Regions from separate parts of the Homo sapiens genome. Here region 2 is linked to region 1. A link is a loop called in an ENCODE intact Hi-C map of the cell type or tissue named here. Cell type or tissue: mesothelial cell of epicardium. All regions are shown on one strand. Links, peaks and the distances in the headings refer to the core of each region. The heading gives the core; the rest is flanking DNA. Region 1 has its middle 25 kb from the start of C14orf180. Region 2 has its middle 110 kb from the start of C14orf180.

Region 1 (10,860 bases), core at 4,755-7,254:
TTCTCCCCAGCCCCCGCTCCCCACCTCTGCCCCAATGTCCTCCCCAGCCCCGCTTCCACCCCTCCCTCACCGGTCTCTGGTCTGTCCCTCCTGTCCCTCCCAGCCCCTCCCAGTTCGGCCCTTGGAGGTTCCACAAACGAGGTTGTCAAATGCCTGTCCAAAGCACGTGCCAATCAGGCCCAGAGGGTTTTACAGCCTCTGAGGAGGAGGAAGAGGAGTTGGGGAGCCATGCCTCCCCATCCAGGAAGACAATATTCCACCATCAAGGACACGACCCTGGGTATTTACAGATGGTAATGAGACTGTCCACTGCTTGAAGTTACCATCAATAAGCAGTGAAAACTGCTGAGTTTCATGCAATTCTCCCTGATTGCCTGGAAGGCATCATTATTTTAATAAAAAAACTCATCAGCCAGCCTACCCAGCGCTCAGCGTGTTAATTACAGAGGCTAGTGCCCCGCCTCCCTCTCTCAGCCCCAGCTTGACTCTTCTCCCCACAGCCTTTGATCCCAGGGAGTCGGGGCAGGTGGATGGTGCCGTCCAGTGGGGAGGAGTCCCAGCCCTGACCCCTCTCAGGTGCCCAGACCACCTCCCCACCCCACACAGCACAATCCTGGCACTGTCCTTTCCCTTCAACCACAAGGACTCACTGGGCCATGGGCACAGACCAACACCAGTCAAGCCCAAAATTCTATGTGGCCCCTAAAAGCAAGGGGACAAGGACAATGGGACCCCAAGAACAGCAGATTTCATGAAAAGGACCCAAGAAGCCAAGGCATGTCCAGCACAGCACGCAGACTGGGTCAGGCCTGTCTCCAGCTACATGGACAGGCGTGTCCAAACACATGCCACAACCCTGCAAAAAGCACAAAAGGAGGCACCACACACATTCGTCCTCATTGTGAATGCCTGCAGTGCGTCTGTCATCATGGCTGGGGGAACAGGCCCAGGCTTTTTTATGGTAAAAGAAGTGAATTGAAAGAGGAATTGTGTTTCCTCTCCGTAAAGATGATAGCACACCAGGATGTCCCCACCTAGGGGAGACCAATGACAGCCTTCCCATTATCTCCTGGGCCTTCTGGGGGCAGGACCTGCAGCCGCTGATTCTGCCCAGGCATCAGTGAATCCTCTTGAACATAAATGTATCTTGGGTCACCTTGCAGCCAGCAATGACCACACAGCACAGTTCTGGGCCACTGATGTAAGGAGCGGCCCTGGGTGGGTGCCCCAGGAAGTACTATAGAAGAATAAGACTCAGCCATCAGTCTTGCTTCCCTCTTTCACTCTCTTCTGTCCTTGGTCCTGACCCTTCTTCCTGCCTGGAACACGGATGTGATGCTGGAGGTGAAGCAGCCATCTTGCAACCATGAGGCTAAAAGCAGAAGGACAAAAGCTACCTTGCAGATGAATGAACAGAAAGACAGAAAGAGCCTGAGTCCCTGCTGGCACCATGGACCCCACACCAAATTTGGGTGCCTGCTGAACTCCAGACTTCTTGATACATAGAAATTGAAAACTCATTTGCCAAACCATGTTAACTTGGGTTTTATGTAGTGCAAAGTTGAATGTATTCCTAAGCAATGTACCCAAGAATAATTGTTACTAACAACAAAACCGAAGAAAGCCCCTTGTAGTGAGTGGAAGTGAATTCGTGTAACCGTGCAGCTCCCCAGCTCCTGGATCCTGTATCCCGCCTGCCCTGCAAAGTCAGGCATAGTGGTTGGACTTGGTTTGGCTGCTGGAATGGGAAAAGTTCCGTGTCACCTCCGGGAAGCCGCATTCAGCGGGCAGTGCTCAGCTCTCCACCTACTTCTATGTTCCTGTTTCAGAAAACCTGGGACAGGTGACACATGTTGATGGAGAAGTCAACGCTCAGCCCTCCCCAGGAGGGCAGGTGCCCTGGAGGCCTTAGAGGTGGTGTGGGGCCGGCAGTGTGGAGTTGCTGCAGCTGGGAGATGGCTTGTTACTGCCACACGGTGCAGCCGAGCTCAACGTGTCACAGAAAATAGCGGGGGAAAGGTTTAAATGGATCTTTATCTTGAAAAGTAAAACCTCAAAAATAGTCTGATATTGCACTGGATAGAGATTTGAGTTTTCACTGCCACCCTGCGCTGGTTGTTAGAATGCAAGGAGAATGCATTGTTTGAGTTTGTTATCTGTTCTCCCAGGAAAATGATTGGCCACGCTGCACGGGCGGCTGCATGTGAACCCCCCACGACAGTCACAGGCCCCTCGACACGGTGCTCAGACCATCTCCCTGGAAGCATCCTTCCCTCCACCACCCTTAGCAATCAGCTCGCCTTTGATTTTCACCTGGAATGACTCAGCGGGCACTGATCCGTCAGTGGCTTTGCAGGCACCTGCGCTGTCCCACCCATCATTCTCAGCTCCCGAAACCGCATCAGTCACAGGCAACTTAACTGCAGTCCCCGGTGACCGGCCACTATTGGGAGACTGACCAATAAGGACTGGAAGGGAATCAATGTTGGGGCAAGTTTGGATGAGGGGGTTGAGCAGGCTGCCTCCCTCCAGACATCCCCCAGGGGACCCCCTTTTCCTCTCACTGTTTGTGCTCCCAGCCTGCCTCTCTCTGGGCCTCCTCCCTTCCTTTTTCACCTGGACGCACCTCCTGGCCCTACAGAAAGAATGGAGGTCGGCACCCCATCTCCCAGGCCAAGGAGGGCAGCTCCCTGCAGCGATGTCGGGGTATGGAGGGCAGGGGCCGGGAGCAGGGGGCTTCACTCCAGGCTACAGCCAGTTCCCCCAAGTCGGGGTCAAAATTACAGCCTATCCCACGGCCCACCCATCCTCTGCCCTCCCTTATCCAGTCAAGGTCCCTATCCAGTCCAGGTGTGCAGGTGAGGGATTCCGAGCTGGGAAGGGCAGGCAGACAGTTCCTGCAGGCTCCCGCTCACATCCAGGGCTTTTTAGGGACCCTGCCCCAAAAGAGGTCCTTGAAGCCACTTGGAGAATGCCCAGCTGTGGATGTGTCCAGACAGCAGCCAAGGACGCTCAGGCCAGCGGGAGCCGCTGAGATCAGCCAGGCCCAGCCTAGCCCAGTGGACGGCTCCTGCTGCACCCTCCCTCCTGGGCTGGGCCTGCCAACTCTCACAACTCCCACTCCAGCCACGGCCAGACCTGAGATCCTCTCCTCCCTGAGGCTAAAACATCTACCACATTCGGCTGGTGGCTGCCCCAGCTCTGCCTCAGGTCCCTGACAGGCCGGCCCCCTGCTGCTGGCAGCCAGGCACTGGAGTGACACATCTGTCTGTGCCCACACCTCCTCCTGGGGTCTCAAGTCTTCCAGAAGGGGTCGCGAGTCTTCCAGGAGGTCCGCCCCAACCTGTGATGCTCCTGTTGTGGGCGGGGGAGCAGCTATGACGGTGGGGAGAATTGCCAGTGCAGGAAGGACCCACGGGTGCTGCTGTGAGGGTGGTTTTGGGGTGCCGCTGTGAGGGTGGTTTTGGGGTGCCGCTGTGAGGGTGGTTTTGGGATGCTGCTGTGAGGGTGGTTTTGGGGTGCCAAGTGACGGTGGTTTTGGGGTGCTGTTGTGAGGGTGGCTTTGCTTCCACCTGAATGCAGAGCTCGCCTCCTTCGGCTCTCCCTCCCCCCGGGTGAGCAGCCCAATCCCGGGGACCTGTGCTAGCCCCTGTCTCGTGGCCTGTTACTGCTGAGGACAGACCTGACGGCAGTCCCGGTAGGTCAGATCCCGGGGGCACCCGCGAGACCTGGGGCAGGAGGTGGGCAGGTGCCAACCTCGGGCACAACTCCAGTGCGCAGCGTCCATGCCCGGGTGGCTGCCGTGTTGTCCTGCTGTGGCTCAGCCTGTCCCCTTCGCAGGGAATTGGCTGTGGGAGATCTACTTTGCAATAAACCCGTCCATAAAAGTGAAATGTCGATTGAAGGCTCTGTCTCGTGGGGAATCGGTTTTGATGTCCCTGTGCATCTTGCAGAAGCAGATGCTGGGCCTCAGCAGCATCACAGGGAGCTGCGCCTGGCCAGGGAAAGTCTGGAACTGCCCAAAGAACTTCTGCTCACCAGACCTGGGCCCCAAGCAGCAGCCCTGGGTAACCTCCCTCTGGGAACCAGCGGGACAGAACCAGGGGGAAGGCTGGGGACGGGGAGGACAAGGGAGTGAAGGGGGCTGGAAGGACAGAGAGGGAAAGGAAACTTCTCACCCACCTCCACTCACCAGACGCCCTCCACTCATCTCTGCCAAACCTGGGCGATCTCACCTATGACATCTTGCAATGAGACAGGCGGCATCACCTATTTTATAGGAGCACCAGGTTAAGCCACTGGCCGAAGTACCCGGTAGGAGACAGGCTGTGTGCAGAGGCCAGGCGTGCGTCAGGCTAACTTCAGGAGCCTGGACTCAGGGTGGTGGGTAGGGCCAGACCACGGGAGGCACCTGGCACAAAACCCAAGGAAGCCCTCTCAGGGGGTGCCAGCCCCTCCCCGCACCCCACAGGGCCCAAGATCGTGTGCCTCCTCCTCTTGGCATCCTCCACGGATGATGCACCGGGCCTGGTGGAGAAGGCGTCTCTCTGCGGAAGCCACATCAGCAAAGGAACCAAGAAGGAAGGGGACCAAAATAACCAGCTGGCCACTGCCGGGGCAGGGACGCCCACAGCTGCTGACAGCCAGAAAAGAGAGACCAGCAGAAGGGGCACACGGCCGGGTGGGGGTCAGAGCAGCACCCCCGTGGGTCCCACCTCTAGCTACATCAACCAACGCCAGGCCAGGCAGGGGACTGAGGACAGTGGGCGTGGTGCCACCGCCACAGACCCTGGGCACACTCTGGGACAAACAGCCAGCCTCTGCAAAACACAAACTGCACAGGGGAAAAGACCGGCAGAGGCGCAACCCTGTAGAAACAGACACAGGACACCGGGGAGATGTGAACGGTAGCTAAGTATGCAATGATGTGAAGACGTTGTTTTTCATTGTTAGGTATAACCACACTGTGGCTACTTTTCAAGGCGGCCTTATTGTTTAGCGATATTTACAGATACATGAATCCAACCCTGGGGATTTGCTCCAAACCCCCCAGGTGTGGACATGCAGATGCTGGAGAGGAGAGAGGAGACTGCGGGTCGGCACTGGGAGGCTGGCGGAGGGAAACGGAGTCCACAGCACTGTCCCCTCCCCGTGGTGTGCTTGGAATTCTCCACAACCACCTTTTGAGGAAGGAGCTCACATAGAGACCCGCAGAGGGGCCTGGCCACTCTGGGGTGTCAGGGGCAACAGGGCCCCACTGCCCAACCCATCCACTCTGGGAAGGGGCCCTTCCTCTGTGCAGCCCCTCCAGTCCTCAGCCTGGGACCCCCCCCCCACCATTGTGAGCCAAACACTCCCTGAGGCACAAGGATCCAGGCCTCTCGAGTGGAGGGCGGGAGCCGAGCAGGGAAAGCCAAGGCCGCCTGGGGTGAGGAGACAGGAGGGCAGGAGGGGGCTGGAGCTGACTGGAGGTCCCAAGTTCAGAGGTGGGGCACCCCATGGCCGCTGTCTGTCCACAGCTCTGTGGCACCTGTGGATTTGGCCAACACCCCCTCCGCAGTGAGGGGGGACCCCCAAGAGGAGGGGCCACCTCTGTCCTGCTGTTCCCTAAGCCCCAGCACTCACACACATCCCTGAATCCCTCGCTGTGCCACCATCAGCCTTGCAGCCACCATCGGGCGGCGTCCTGCCTTCCTCCCTCTGAAAGGCCTACTTTGGGAGGTCAGCCCGACTCAGAGGCGAGGCTGCAGAGCTGGACCTTCGGGAACCTTCACAACCCAGCCACAACGGCCCCCAGCACCCGCAGCCTGCCGAAGGCATGCTTCTATCCTCAGCCTCGCTGCCCTCCTGCAGGCCGGGGCCTCCCTCCTGCAATGCTGGCTGTGGGTGGCTGCCAGCGAACGTCCAGCTGTCACCCCAGCCCCCGCGGCATCTCCTGTCCCCACACAACAAGCCAGGCAGGGCTCGGGCTGGGAGGAAGGGGCCCTGGGCTCCCCTTCGTCTGCCTGGACTGTGAGGGCCTGGGGCAGTGTGCCAGCTTCATCGAATGATGTCAGAGAAGCTCATTCCGCTGGAGCTCGGAGCCTCAACGGCCACCCAGGAAGCCCTCAGAGTGGCTGCGGCCCCTTTCAAGGGGAGAGAAGGGCAGGAGCCATGCTAGGCCTCGGAGGGGTGGGGGTATGCCTACCTTGGAAGGCAAAGACCCCCGGACTCTGCTCCCCGCCCTCCCCTCAGCACCGCTGTGACTCCTCTGTGCAGGGGGCAAACTGCACCTCAGAAGAGTCCCATGGCCCATGGTCATGGCAGCTGGACTCAAGCCTGAGTCTGCATGGGGTGACACCAGGAGCAGCAGAGCCAGGACTTCTGGTGGCCCTGAGCTCCTCTGCACCAGACCCCTGAGCCCATCCCAGGCCCAGGGAGCCCAGGCTGGGAGGGGGAGGCAGGCTGCCACTGAGCCATGGAGACCAGTTTCCCCCAGCTGCCCAGGGCACGGGGCAGCCCCAGCATCGCTTTGCCATGTTCCTAACCCACACCGCCAGGCCCCGTGCTCCAGAGTGAGCCTGTCTCCGATCCAATACGCTCTCCTTCCTGGCTAATCCAGTTGGAGACTTTTCAACCTCACTATAATTTACAAGGCAGCTGGAGCACAGGATATTTTTAATAAAAATTAGGTACAAGCAGATACAGGGGATTAATAGTTGTATTATGATTTTATAGTTCTCCATATACAGCGGCACGGAAAAGACAATCAGAGAGCAGGGCCATTTCAGGCAGATAAAATGGGGCATTTATTTTTAATGGAAAGATAATTTCAGGATGCATCCAGCCATGGAGAAAGCTGCTGAGGCACTGCGCTGGGCAGAACAAAGAGGAGGCTGGAGGCTCGGCGGCCTCACTGAAAAGCCCTGTGGAGAGATTCTGGGCTTGCGGGACCAGGGGCAGGCTCCCCACCTAGTGGGTCTCCAGGTGGGGATCAGCAGTCCAAAATCAGAGCCATGTGAGCCCTGCCAGAAAGAAGGACCCAGGAGGGGTCCAGCCCCTCACCTGCCTGCTGTGCAGCTGTGGGCGAGTCTCTCTGAGCCTCAGTTTCCCTACCTGTACAGCAAGGACTGGATGAGCTCCTAGAAAAGCGGCTGCTCTGCAGAGCTGGGGAGGGGGTTGTGGAGATGGCCATCCACAGTCATCTCTGCTCCTTTCCCAGGAGCAAACACCCAACTGAGCATCTGCCATCTGCCCTGGGGTCACAGCTTCCCTTCCCTCAAGTTCAATCTCAGTGGCTTGAGGCCACCAGCGCTGTCCCTGGGGACACAGCTCTTCTTCCCCCATCTCCCATCCCCACCCCACCCCAGTCATATCCAGCAGGGGCTGAGCCTCTCCAGGAGCTACGAGGCTGGCTTTGAAGCCCAGAGCTTGAAAAAGGCACTATAGATGGAAAAGAAGCTGTCGGGGCTGCCATCTTCAAAGCCAGAGGCTGTGGCAGCTGAAGCCCCTGCTTGGGCTTTGCTGGAGCCCCGGCTTGGGCTTTGCTGGAGCACATCGTTCTGAAGACATGCCCAGCCCTGCCCCTCACCCCAGGCTCCCAGCCTCCTGCATGAAGCTCTGCACCCCTGGAGGGACGAGGGACTAGGGGGCCACTCAGGAGCAGGTGGGGCACTCAGGGATAGACAAGAGGGCTGCGGTGACACTGTGCCTGGGCTGGTCCCCCGGGGTCCAGGGCTCTCCTCTGGCCCAGAGGGACACCCGAGCTCCCTGTGCAGCCTTGTCCAACCTGGAGCTCAGAGGAAGTGGCCATCATGGCCCTCAAATCCTGTCCCAGTGGACACTGGCAATGGGCTGGCCCGGCCAGACAGGCTCACGTGGGCCAGAGGGTCACCCCCTCTTCCTGCAGCCCAAGGAGAGGAGCCCAAAAGGAGATCCCCTCAGGGACTTCCAGCCCACACAGACTGAGGATGCCCAAACCAAATTATGGCCAAAGGCCCCGGGGAGCTGAGAGAAGACAGGGAGTCAGGGAAGGCAGCGTCTGCAGGAGCCCCCAGGCCCCCTCACCCACCCAGGGAGTGACGCCCTGAGCCCCCACAGCCAGCCCCCAGCCAGGCCCCCAAGCCCTGCAGGAAATGGTCACTGTGTCCACTCCCGGCTGGCCACCCCTCCCCAGTAAGAGTCTCTAACCTGACCCTTCCCTAGTTGCCCCAGAACCTTCCAGAATCAAAGGAAACCACAGACTTCTCTGCCATGTCTTCTAGTTCCCAGGGAGCAGGAGACCCTCCTCCGCACAGCCCATCTGAGGGCAAGGCTGGAGAGGCTTCTGCTCCCCTGTCTAGATCCCCCTCTGGAGCCAGCAGCAGATGCCTGACAGAGAGAAGCAGTTCCAGTGCTGAGAGGCCTGGCAAAGTCCCTCAGGTGCTCAGGCTCTGACGGGCCACGGCTCGTGGAGAGAGCAGTGTGCCAGATCACCCCTACTCTTCTTCCAGGGACCACCTCCCCACCATTCCAGGACACACCAACAGACCCTGTGTGTCGGGCTCAGGAGCTGCCCAAGGGTCTGATGTCCCAGGCTTGTGAGGAGTGGGCCACCAAGAGGATGGGCATGCTTGGCTGGGGACCCCCAGCCAATCCAGGTGGGATTCACTTAACTCTCTGTGCTTGACACCCAGAAGTCACCAAATGAAGGGACCCACAAAATCACTCATGGTGAACACGGCTCCATAGGGATATAGGCTCAAATCACAAGGGCCCATCTCAGCTGGGAAGGTAGACCCAGGCTCGGCTGGGAGGTGAACTCAGACTTGACTGGGAGGTAGACCCAGGCTCAACAGGGAAATGAACTCAGACTCGGTTGGGATGATGGCCACAGGCTCAGCTCGGAAGTGGACTCAAGCTCAGCTGAGGTGATGGTCCTAGGTTCAGCTGGGAGGTGGACTCAGGCTCAGCTGGGATGATGGACTCAGGCTCAGCTGGGAGGTGGACTCAGGCTCAGCTGGAAGGTGGGCCCAGACTCAGCCAGGAAGTGAACTCAGGCTCAGATGGAAAGTGGCCCCAGGCTCAGCTGGGAGGTGGACCCAGACTTAGCTGGGAGGTGGAATCAGGCTCAGCTAGGAGGAGGAACCAGGCTCAGCTGGGAGGTGAACTTAGGCTCAGCTGGAAGGTGAACTCAGGCTCAGCTGGAAGGTGGCCCCAGGCTCAGCTGTGAGGTAGAGTCAGGCTCAGCTGGGGTGATGGACCCAGGCTCAGCTGGGAGGTGGACTCAGGTTTGGCTAGGGAGGTAAACTGAGGCTCAGTACAGGTTGAAGCACCATCACCAGGGCAGCCGTGACAGGTGATGACGTTGGACTGCTTTTGTATGAAAGAGGCAGCGCTTAGTTCTCACTAGAAGAGACGCTTAATCTGAATATGGACTGGTCTTTCCTGGCCACAAGGCTTCTGCAAATATGACCATCTTTCCCCATCAGCCTGGCCTTCCGCACAACATTGCTGTTAGCCAAGGGTCTCCCTTCGAGCTGCAATGGACTCAACCTCACAGAATCCACTGGTCTGACGTCCCCACTGTCTGGCAGCTGCCAGCCTGAGAGGCTGGCAGACTGGCCTTCGGAGACTCAGGGATGGCGCCAGCTGGGTGGCGATGCCCTGTGGGGCCTGCCAGGGCCCTGAAGGATACAGTGCAGGCTCCCAGTCAGTGACCCACAGCTGGGATTCACGGTCTGGGGATCTGGGGCTGGAAATTGGGGCTTTTCATGTGGTCACCTCTGTGATAGTTACAACTCACCCTTTGACTCTCACAGCCTGGTCCTTGAACTGCAGATGTGTCAGCCAATCTCAGAGCCAAGCCCAGCAGCTCCAGGCCAGATGGCCTCACCCACCTCCAGCCCAAGAGCATCCTCTTAGGAGGGGGGTTAAACTGAGCCTCCAGAGACCACCTTCCCGTGGCACCTGCTCGTAAACTAACTCATCCGGGAGGTGGGGGACCACTGGGTTCCACATATGGAAACAAGGGTGGTGGGAGAGGCGGGGTGCACAGGGCCGAGCTCCTCAGCAGGGTCCCCATGGATGGGACAATCAACAAATGCAGAGCACACCTAGGAGCCTGCAAGGCCGCCCTGCTGCCCGCGGCCCCTGCAGAACCAAGAGGCTTCCACTTTCTAAATCACACAAATTAATTTAGAAATCAGAGCGGCTCCCACAGCTAGACTGCAGGTTTCAAAATAGCTTAACAAATTACCAAATCCCCTTTAAGAAGACAAATTATTCCAGCTCCTCCACCAGCACCTGGTTAATGATGCATGCACTTTTGTTAGGCGTTAAATATTCACTAGCTGTGGGTTTGCACTTGTGACCCGTTGCCTCATTTCTATGTGGGCTGGCTGTTGTGCCCCATGCTGTCCCAGCACCCGGGGATGCTGGCCTTGGGACCACCGTGCAAGGTGACGGCCCAGCGGTTCCACCTTCCCTGACCATGGCCATGGCTCACCTCTGCCTGCCCAGGGCTGCCCTTGGTGCAGGCAGAGCCCACATCCCCTCACCAGCCTTCCAGGCCGTGCCATAGCCTTGGCATGTGAGGCCTCCTTGCCACCCGGCCTCCCTCCATCCCCATCTCCAGGCACACTCACCCACTGGCATCTCCCCGGGGCTGCTGTGGCCTTTGTCCCTCTTCCTGGTCTGATGCACACCCAGGGACAGACATGGGGTTTTCCTGACCCGAGTTTCAGGCCTCCAGTTCCTGACCAGCTTCTCCACACTGGCCCCACAGGCAGAGTGTGCCTCGCCCGCAGAGACGAGGTTATGTTCCCCGACCATGGGCGTTCAGGGGGTGGGAGACCAGGAGGGCACTCAGGCATCCAGCACTGCCATCCTTCTTGAGGCAGG
Region 2 (10,860 bases), core at 5,014-7,513, 80 kb before region 1:
GTCCTGCTTGGCCACCACCTCAGAGGAAGATATTACTCAGGATGCGGGGGACTCCTTCAAGTCAGGTGGAAAGGCTACACCACTGTTGGCAGGGATGCTCCTGCCACCAGGGATGTGAAGGCCACTTTTTTTGAGCGTGGGGGGACCTCTTCCACTGGCAAATAATAAACATCAGAACTTAGGGGCTTGATACCCCCAGCTTCATCAGGGTCTTCCCACATGTCCCCATTGCAACTTACAGTATCCCGTTCTTTCCCAGTCAATTTCCCCACTCAAGAGTAGACATTCCAGGAGGCTGGGAGCTCAACTTGCATTGTATTAATAATTTGGCCAATTGCAGGATGAGGTCCTGAGTTTGATTTTCAGAAACTTCAGCCCTGTGGTTGTATGAGATAAGGCTCCTGGGGCAAACATAGAAACTCTTAGGTCATTTTTGTGGCTCTTGAGCTGGGAATTTGAATCCCTGAGCTCATCTTTTTCTTTTACCACTTTGTCCAATGACATTAGAAGCAACCAATGTCATTATATTCCTCAGTTTTCCTAAAATGTTCAAAAGTATCATATACAGAGTCATGTAGCTCCTCGCTTCTTACAAGTAGTTTATTAGAAGGATCCAATGCAGATATTTTGCATATCTCTATAGTTTGTGCCATGGATGATCAGTGCTCTCTTTACTACCGGAAATACAGTCATTAGTGTCTTTACATATAGTTGGATTAAAGAGCCAATTCCAGAAACTCCAGAAAGAATTCAGAAAACTCGTCCTCAAAATTCTGGTCCTCTAGATCCACTCTTGGTACCAAAATCTATATTATTCAGAGTTCTACAAAAAACAGAATTAATAGAATATGAACATATATATGTATATATATATATACATATATATGAGGAGATTTATTATAGGAATCAACTTATGTAGTTATGGAAGCCAAGAAGTCCCACAATCTGCCATCTGCAAGCTGGAGAACCAGGGAAGTCAGTGGTGTTATTCAATCTGAGTCCAAAGACCAGAGAATCAGAGGCACCAATGGTCGAGGGCAGGAGAAGATGGATGTCCCAGCTAAAGAAGAAAGTGAGTTCACCCTTCCTCAGGCTTTTCGCTCTACTCAGGCCCTCCTTGGATTAAGTGATGCTTGCTCACTTTGATGAGGGCAGGTCTGTACTCAGTCCACTGACTCAAATGTTAATCTCTTCCAGAGACACCTTCAAAGACACATCCAGAAATGTTTTATCAACTATCTAGGCATCCCTCAGTGCAGTCAAGTTGACACCTAAAATTAACCACCACAAGCAGGGAAGATGGTGTGGGAGGTGAGATGTGTGTCTGTGAGCAGAAGCCGGGTGGGTCTCTGCATGAACATGTAGATACGGGTGCAAGCATGTGGGAGCTGCTGGTGGCAAAACTCAACAGAAGCAACTCGTATTTAGGAAGCGAATCAAGCGTCCCATCCTTTGAGCCCCATGACATTTCATGATCGGGAACAATAACAGACTCTTAGAGCAAGATGTATAATAAAAAGCTAAATTTTCAAGTATGGTTTTTGGAAGAATGTGACTTCTGAATTTTAACAAAAAGCAGAAACAAACACTTTCTTTCACACTTAAGAATTGTCTGCCAGGCTTCTGGAGGCACCTGGGCCATGTGGGTTCACTGTGGTCATTCAGGGAATGGATGGACAATGGTGAGTTTCTGGAGCACGGACATGACCTTTGGGGTAGAGGGAGGGCTCCAACACCAAGGCCCCCAGCACACATTTCACGAGGAAAAATGACCATCAACTCTGCTGAAACTGAGAAGGGAATTTTTTCTAATTAGAGGCTTCACATTAAGCATGCATTGGCTTCATCTGGAGTGTGCAGTACAGAATGATTCTCTTCCCCATTCCTCACCAAGAACAGTAATTAGAATGCAAGGTCATCTCCATATAATGCATTATGACTTTAATATCAGTAAACTCCCCTTACGTGTTAGATGCAGTGAGGAAATAGTAGTTAAATTATCACAGACTAGTATGATCAGTTTCCGCTAGGATAAAATGTGATAAATGGGTTTTAATAAACTGAGGAGAATTATAGGCACCATCTTCTTGGTTGCTGTCAATTTTATTTAGAGTAAAATGCCATTGCGATAATTAGTTGGTTTTTACTGTGTTCATTAAAAGCTTTTCTAATGACCGCTTGAGGAATAAGTAAAATTAATTTCTTTCTTGAACGTCGAAGGAATTAATCAAACAAACAAAAAGCAAACTTCAGGGATTGTGCGAGACGGGATGAGGGCCGGTGGTTTTCCGTGCCCGCTGTGGGGACAGCACTTTCCCGCCGTCTGTCGTTGGTGTTGCAGCTCCAGGCCATTCCCCCGAGCTGTGCTGATGGAGAGGGATGCAAGCCCCGGGGCAGAGGCCTTGGCCGTCCTTCTCAGGTGCCATTGAGCTGTGACTCCCAGGCCGCCTCCTCCAGGCAGCTTTCCTTGACTGCTCCAACTTCAGGGCTCTCTTCTGCCTGGCCCACACACTTGAGCTAGGGCTCCTCAGTCTCAGAGGCTGAGGCCAGGTTCTCTCTCTGCCTGTGGCCCCTTGGAGTCCAGCACAGGGCTAGGCACTCTAGAGGGCTCAAGGGCTTGAGCCTGAGATCCTGGCCTGTCTCCTCTTGGACAGGACTCCTTGGGCCTCCTGGCCACTACCCTATGTCCCAGCCCCTGCAGTGCTTGCCCAAGCTCAGCCTTTGTTCAGCACACCAGCCCTGTGAACCACACTGTCCCTGGAGGGACTGAGGGATGTCCAGGGGTCATTGGTGGCATAAAGGATGGAGCCACTGAAACGCAGTGGGTGGATGCAGGAAGAGGAGGGCTGCCCAGCAAGGCCACACCTGGCCTGGCTCGGAGGATGCCAGGAGGAGTCTCCAGCAGGCAGGCGTGGCCAGAGGGGCCGCGGGGTAGCCAGATGGAGTCTTTGTGCTGACCCCACAGTCCACAGGGAGGAGCAGAAAAGTGGGTGAGGCCTGCGGAGATGCCATCACCTGGCTGGGGGTACTCAGTGGCGAAGGGAGAGACAAAGCCAGACACCGCTCTGGCTAGTGGGAAGAGCAATGGTCCTTCTGACCTCCTGTGCCAGGTACAGCACTAGCACGGGCCTGAGAACCTGGCTGGTGAGCACATCCACCTGCACCTGTACCCATCCCCACTCCCCACACACGCCACACACACACACACACACACACATGCTCATCACACACACACCGCCACCTGCACCCATCAGCACTCTCCACACACATCACACACACACTCATCACACACACCCATCGCACACACCACACACACACTCATCACACACATGCTTATCACACACACTCACACACCACACATACATTCATCACACTCACACACACACCACATGCTTATCACACACATGCTCATAATACACACACCTCCACCTGCACCAGTCCCCACTCCCCACACACATCACACACACCATTGCACACACACCACACACCCACTCACACACACCACACACACGTTCATCACAGACACACACACACCAAACACATGCTTATCACAAACTTGCTCATCACACACACACACCCCTCCACCTGCACCCATCCCCATTCCCCACACATCACACACACACTCATCACACACACCCATTGCACACACACCACCCAATCACACACACACATCCACCTGCACCCATCAGCACTCCCCACACATCACACACACACTCATCACCCACACTCATCACAGACACACCACACACACTCATCACACACATGCTCATCACACACACTCATCACACACCACACACATTCTCATCATACACACTCATCACACTCATTACACACACACTTATCACACACATCACACATATGCTCATCAGACATGCTCATTACACACTCATCACACACACCACACACACACAAACTCATCACACGTACACCTGCACACAGCCACACACACAGGCCCATCACACAGACACCATGCACCACACACACACTCATCACACATACACACAAACCCAACCACCTCACACACCCATTCCCCCATCACACTCACACCCCCACCTCTGCTGGATGGAGCCCCACCATCCTTCAACGCCCAGTTGACAGCTCATCGTCCTTGACGCTTCCCCACCCCACCGTGGCCTACTCTGCGCCCCACCACACTTCCCTCTCCCGCCCACAAGGACCTCGGTAATGTCGCCCCTAAAACTGCTGCGGAACCTGCAGCCGGCTGTGACGCAGAATTGGCATCCCAGCTCGGCCCCTGCACACCCGACGCCCGGAGGGGTGCCTTAGTCCTGAGACTCTCCTGGTTCTTCTCCCTCTCCAGTGAGGTGAGAAGGTCAATCCGGCCCTGTGGGGTATGTTGAGGGTTAAGTGAGACCCTCGTGCTCATGAAGAGGCCAGGCAGGTCCTCTGCGAGTGCCACAGCCCCAGGCTTGTGCAGCCAGCTCACGGAGGCCTCCCAGGCCCTGAACACACACAGGACAGGGCTTTCTTGCATTATCACCTGAGTGACACTGCTAGGGGGCTGCTCTCTGGATGTCACTGCGGCCGGGTGCCGGGACAGCCGGCTGCTTGACTCCAGGACTTAGAGCTTGACTTGGCCTTTTAAGCCTCTGTCTCAGTGCCCTCGGGTCCCTTCCGCCCCCTCTGTGGCTCACCTACCTGTCCCTCGGCCTCTGGGGTGGGCTGGCAGGGCTTGTTCTGGGACCCAGGTGGGGTGGCAGCAGTGGCTGTCATGGTGCAGCACCAGCTTCCCGGAGTGCCCGGTCTGGGGATCCCCAGCGAAGGCACCGAAGCTCTCTTCTTGGCTCCCGGGCCTGTGAGGCCCAGCCAGCTCCACCCCAGCCCCTCCCACCCCAAGCCTCACAAGGAACCCCCACCTGGCAGCTCAAGCCCAGCCCCCTTTCCTGGGGTCCTGGGAGTTCCCACCACCACCTTGTGGCAATCAAGGGTAATGTGTGGGCTGCTGGGCCCTTGGTCCCTGTCAGGGTCACTCAGAGAGGCCCGGGTGGACATGAAAGTTCAAGTCTAAGCCGCATCCAAGCCAAGACTCAGGAACAAGCAGGGACCCTGGCTGTAGCGCCCCCAACTCAGGAGCAGCTCTCCGGCTTCTCATTCCCCTGGCTCTTTCTGGCTGAGGGGGCTTCTCTGTGTAACTCGGCCAGGTCCTCTTTCCAGCCTTTTTATTCTTCCTGCAGTCAGAGGCAGGGGCAGAGGGGGCCTCTGGTGCCAGCTCTGAGGCCTCTCTTGAAGCCCAGCCTGAAGGTGGCTGACCCCACCCGCTGCCACCCCCACCCTGAGATGGGGGCTTAGCGCCTTTGTCTTGGTGGCTTGCCCTGCTGGGACCCCTTCCTCTAATCTCAGAATGGCCGACCCCTCGCCTCCCTCACGGCGCCATTTCAGAGCTACATTCTCAGGCAGACCCCCGACCTGGCGCTCCTAGTTCGCCCACCCACCTGTGCTGCGTGTTCCCAGGCGTCCGCCACCTGCAGCAGGCCACCCGGTCACGTCTCCCTCCTGGCGCGCTTTCATCCTCGAGCCCCTTCTGGCCCCATCCTCCAGCTCCCGCCGTGTTGCTCAGAGCAGCTCACGGTGGGCACGCGGCGACTCTGAGGAATGGGCGTTCCCACAGCTCCCCGGCTTCCGTGACGGCCACGACCGGCTCTGCAGGGCAAGCTGGCCTCTGCAATCACCGCGCAGCGGCCCCTCACAAGTAGCATTTTTGCACTTGGCAGTCTACACGCTTTTTCATTTTAAAAGGAGTTTGTCCCTGGTGTTTGAGAAATATGCCCAAGAACACAGCCCTTCTCAGAGAGTCTGGATTCTAACAAGGAAAGCTCTTGGTTACACAGGGGAGTCCACGGTGGTGCAATGTCGGCTGAGGCATGGCCAGCGCAGGGCAGGAGCTGGGGGACTGGCGCCTCTGAGGACAGGGAGACACTCATCGGAGCAGCAGCACGCTGCTTGCACCTATAGAGGCCGCGGGCTCGGCAGAGCTGCCCTCACGATACTGGTGATTTCGGGAGCTCTCTCTAGAGGGCCGGGAGATACTGCAGCCTCAGAAGTGGCTGCCAGGAGTGGCTCTGGCAGATTTAGACGGTGATTTAGTCGGTGATCCTGCTGCCGTCCGTGTTCATTCTCCAGCAGAAGCCACACCTCACTCTCCCCTTAGAGCGAGGGAGAGATATGCTCAATTAAGCTGGGGGCAAATGGCGTCTGCACAGCCAGATCCAGGGGCCAGGAGGATGGGGGACTGCCCGGGAGGAGTCTCCACGCCATGTGAGTCAATCAGGGAACCCTAATTGGAAAGCAGTAATAAAAAGTAATTGAGTTTAATACATAATTTAGATCGTTACCCGTTAAGCTAATGCCTCCCGCTTAGGTGTGGGGAGAAAATTATTTATCTCGTAGACGGGGAAGATTTCATTTGTTTTTATAATGGAATGCTCGCCAATTGACTTTAATAAGAGCAGTTTGTTAAATCAGATTTTGAATTGGTGCATAGATTTGAAGTTCATATGTTAATATTTGACATGATATACTTAGCGCCTCCCTTCTCCCCTTAAAGTGGCTGGATTTATTCTCCCGTGAGGCTGTGCGCTCATTGTTGTCCTACATTATGGAAATTAAATCGGTTCTCTCTGGTGTCTTGATGGGAGGCAATTTGGCTCCTGACTTCTACCTTTTTTTTTTTTTTTAAATTAAAAAAGGGACATTAAAGAGTCTCTGCTTGCTTCTTTGCAGGGCCTTTTTCCTCTTGAAAACAGTCCCAGGGCTGCAAACAAATGCTTTGCTTAAATACCAGAAAGGAACTTACTAACAACTCCTTACTTGGGTCCAGCCATCTGCCATTCCTTAGCCGTTTGATTTTCTCAGCAATCCTATGAAGTCAAGCGGCCACTAGGAACCCGGCTCCTGCGTGTGCACATCGAGGCCTGGGGCCTGGTCCCCACCCGTAGGTGGGCGCCAGCCTGGCAGTGGAGACCAGGCTTTTCACACCCGCAAGGCAGGGCCGCCTGGGCCTGGACCCAAGCTCCTCTGGCCAGCCTATTGATGGAGACTCTGGGACTCAGTTTCCCTATCAACAGAAGAGGGATAAGATACTGAGTACCTCAGAGGGGATTTTAGGATGGAAGGAGGTGCTGCCTGCCCGGGGCACGGAACACAGCCAGTACCAAGAGCTTAACTGTGAGCACTGCAACTACCCCAGTGGAGTGGCTCCCGGACCCCTCCCCAAACCAGCTCCCCCGACCCCAACAGCCGTACCACGAGGCAGATAGCATCTGACCGAGAGGGCCCCACCCTCACATCTGCCTCTCACCAGCTGTGGGGCCTCAGGTGGGCGTCCCTGTGCTCCAGGCCTCAGCATCCTCGGCTATGAAACAGGCTGCTGAGGCCTCCCTAGGGCACCCAGTGTCCCTGTCAAGGGCAGAGGGGATCTTGCTGACAGGCTACAGGAGACCACCCCAGGAGCCAGGGGTTTGCACGGTCTCCTCTCGGGGCAGCCGTCCAGGCAGAACCTCAGCCCCCAGATGGCAGGATCGGGGCGAAAGCTAAGTCATCAGGACCCCAGGTCTGGAGGCCGTCCCTGCCCGGTTCCTGCAGCAGCCTCAGTGGCAGGTGCTGGGGAAAGCCCTAGTGCCGGCAGCCTTTACCTCGGGTCCCCCTGGACTCCCAACCCCTCCAGCTCCAGCCTCTGTGTCCCACAGAGACCCCCCAGCGCATTGCAGAGAGAGCTTTCCACAGCCCCAGCTGCACCCCCACTTCCAACTTGCCTCTGGAAACAGCCATGAATGGCAGGGGAGGGCACCAGAAGGAAGGCCTTTAGGGAGAACGAACACAGGTCTCCACTCTCAGAAACAGGAGTCTCCACAGAGCCCCCAAGGGACCCTGGGACACCCTGGAAGTGTCCACTGCACACTGGAGCCACCTCAAGAGCCATGGGGCTTGGAGCCCCACGGTCCTGGAGAAGCTCTCCCCGGTGGAACATCGGAATAAATGTGTGTAGCTGTGAAACCCCACTTTACATAAAATCAGAAAGAAAGCCTGTGTAAAACAGATTTCTAAGTACCCAAGGCCTGAGACACAAGCCTCTCCTGCTGAGCACCTGTGCAGCCTCTTCCTGCCCTTCTCGCCTCCAAGCCGGCGCAGCTCCTTCTAAAACACCTTGGTGCACCCAGGGTGCCCAGAGGAAGGTGGGAGCCCATGGCAGCCATGTGGACGGGAGCGAGCCCCTCCACCAGCATGCTGGGAGGCAGACGGTCGGGGAAGGGGTGCCCTGCCACTCTGCTGCGGAAGAATCTGTTGCCGTGGAAGCATCCAGAGCAACAAGGAGGAGATGACTTTGTACCCCAGGAAGTGGGGCTCTCTGCCCAGGGACGAGTGAGCTCATGTGCAAGGAGGGCCCTTAGGACTGAGGCACCTGGGGTGGGGGTGCCAATCCCGGTCCTGCCCCCAAGGGCACTCGGCATGGATGCCCTCAGCAAACTCTCCTCAAGACCAGGCACAGGGCGAGGCACCTTAGGACTGAGGCACCTGGGGTGGGGGTGCCAATCCCGGTCCTGCCCCCAAGGGCACTCGGCATGGATGCCCTCAGCAAACTCTCCTCAAGACCAGGCACAGGGCGAGGCACCTTAGGACTGAGGCACCTGGGGTGGGGTGCAAATCCCGGTCCTGCCCCTAAGGGCACTCGGCATGGATGCCCTCAGCAAACTCTCCTCAAGACCAGGCACAGGGCAAGGCAGGGCCTGTCCTGGAGCTCCCAGGCTGGGCAGTAGGGACGGCCAGGGCGAGGGGCCCTGGTGTGAAAGTCCAGGTGGGAACCGCCCTAATCGCTCCCCCGTCCCAGACCTGAAGCTGCCCCTGGGGCTGAGGAGCCTCACTCTGTCCCTGGGCCAGGGTCCTGGGCTCCCCCGCCTGTGGAGCAAGAGCCGCAGGGCAGGGATGGGCAAGCACCAGCACCCACGGCTGCGGCCGCAGTCCAGCCACCTCAGAGTCCCCAGGCCTTCACCCAGCCTCGCAAGCCCCGTTGCCCACACCTGGGTTCATGGATTTGAGCCAAGCTCACCCATCTGCCCAGTGGCTTTGGATTTGAGAGCGTCCATGGCTCCCCCTACGCCCAAGCCATGCCTCATAGTCCCCTGGGGTGGGCTGAAGGTCTCTGATGGAAACCTGCTCTCACTGTATGGAGCACAGGCCCTGGCCCACTGAGACACCCAAACAGAGTCACTCAGTGGTTCAGAAACAGGGTGGGCAGGACTCCCAGGTGCAGGGGCAGTGGGGATTCTGAGCCCTCCGGGAAGGGGTGTTGGAATCATTAGAGTGAATGAGGGAGGGGATTGTGTGGTTGTTGGAGGGCAGCCACCCAGCAGGACTTTCTAGGAGGAGGAAACAGTTTCTTTCTTGGCTCCCCGTATGGTGCCACATGGGCCATGTGCACCTGGCGCGTGGCTGGCACCCAGCGTCAGTTCCTTTCATTCACTTCCCTTTAAGCAGCTCCGTGGACGAGCAGCCACTGTCCTGGACTCACACAAAGTCTCAGCCGGCGTGTGAAAGCCTGGGGGGAGCTCAGCCCCTCCACTCAGAGGCGGCGGCCGTGGCCACTGCCCCGAACAAAAGGAAGAGCTTGTTTACAAATTGTCCATTGAAAATTGAGTTGCAAACATCGGCATCAGGCCTCGCCTGCCAGGCCACCCGGATTGGAGAGTAATTTATGAAGATTGCTTTACCTGGGGCCGTGCTGGTCTGTGCCTGCAAGTAATTCACACCAGGCTCATTTTGGATGCAGTCAAAGACCCCCGTATTTCACGGTGACAACGTAATCACAGAACCACATTAAAAAGTCATTATTGTTTAGAATCCAGCTTGGTTTGAAAAACTCTTACTATAAAATTCAACAGCCTTTGTAAATTACCGAAAGGTTTACTCAAGAATCCTAGGTGCCGTGATTTAGACCGGGAAGTTACCACTTTATTGATTCTGTGGGATTTTGTTGGTCCCCGCATTTATAAGGAATGATTAGTGAGTGATCAGAGTAATAAACTCCTCTGTGCTGGTTCATAAATAATGATGAATTGAGTTTGCATCCTCAAATTTCTCATGCAAACCACTCCTATTCCGAAGAGTCCCAGATGCAACTTTGGGGCAGTGTGGCCGTTAGCCCCCACGGGGACAGAACACAGGGGGATCTGGCTTCTCCGCTTGCCTCTTCATAGGATCCCAGCAGGCCTGGCCACTGCATCCCAGGATAGCAGCCGTGGAGCCGGACTCCATTTCCCCCCAGCTCGAGGGGTGCTGGGGGCCACTGGCAGAGCTCCTGCAGATGCAGATGCTCCTCTGCCTCCATCATGGCAGTCCAGGGAGCAGATGTGTGTCTGCACAAGCCCTCGTCACTCACACATGGTTGAACAGGCAGGACGTGGCCAATTCCTTGTCAGTTTTGTCCTGAGAGGCAGAAAGCTTGCCCCTGGCGGCCTTGAAATGAGGGGCTCATTTGGGGCTCCTGAAAGCTGAAACTCCAACCCAGGAAGTGCCCCAGAGCCAGGCAATCCTGACACACTCACTCTCCTTCCACACTGGGAGACAGCAGCTCTGCTCTGCCCACCGGCCCAGCTGGCTTCCAGCCAGGTTCTGCCCTCTGAGGCCCTGAAACTACACTTGTCCCTTTTTAGAAGTTGTCAATGCCCACCAGTGCCCAGGAGACTCTAGGAAGGACTGCAGTGAAATGCTCAATGTGTTTAATCCATGTTTCCCACTGGCCCAGCCATGCCTTTGACCCACAGGACAGCAGCCATGGGTGTGCTTGGGAAAACCACCATGATGGGTCCAGGCAAGAGCACCAGCCTGAGCATGGGTCACGCTAAC

The links. Hi-C counts contacts between places; a loop is a spot of excess contacts. Peaks named below come from ENCODE experiments on the same cell type or tissue, not always from the same donor. Only the 100,000 strongest peaks of a DNase experiment are listed, where the experiment ranks them.
Region 2: it touches region 1 in a loop (19-fold over the local background); 1 of 110 quality-filtered maps calls a loop at or near these places.

What each region holds. Positions count from the first base shown.
Region 1 is chr14:104,548,853-104,559,712 of GRCh38, forward strand. No RefSeq gene overlaps it. Among named protein-coding and RNA genes, the nearest start is that of C14orf180, 25 kb to the right of the region's middle. In mesothelial cell of epicardium, for the core only: no CTCF peak of the experiment used is centred there; a DNase peak (open chromatin) is centred at 6,023.
Region 2 is chr14:104,468,431-104,479,290 of GRCh38, forward strand. No RefSeq gene overlaps it. Among named protein-coding and RNA genes, the nearest start is that of C14orf180, 110 kb to the right of the region's middle. RefSeq lists an enhancer at 2,802-3,302. In mesothelial cell of epicardium, for the core only: no CTCF peak of the experiment used is centred there; no DNase peak of the experiment used is centred there.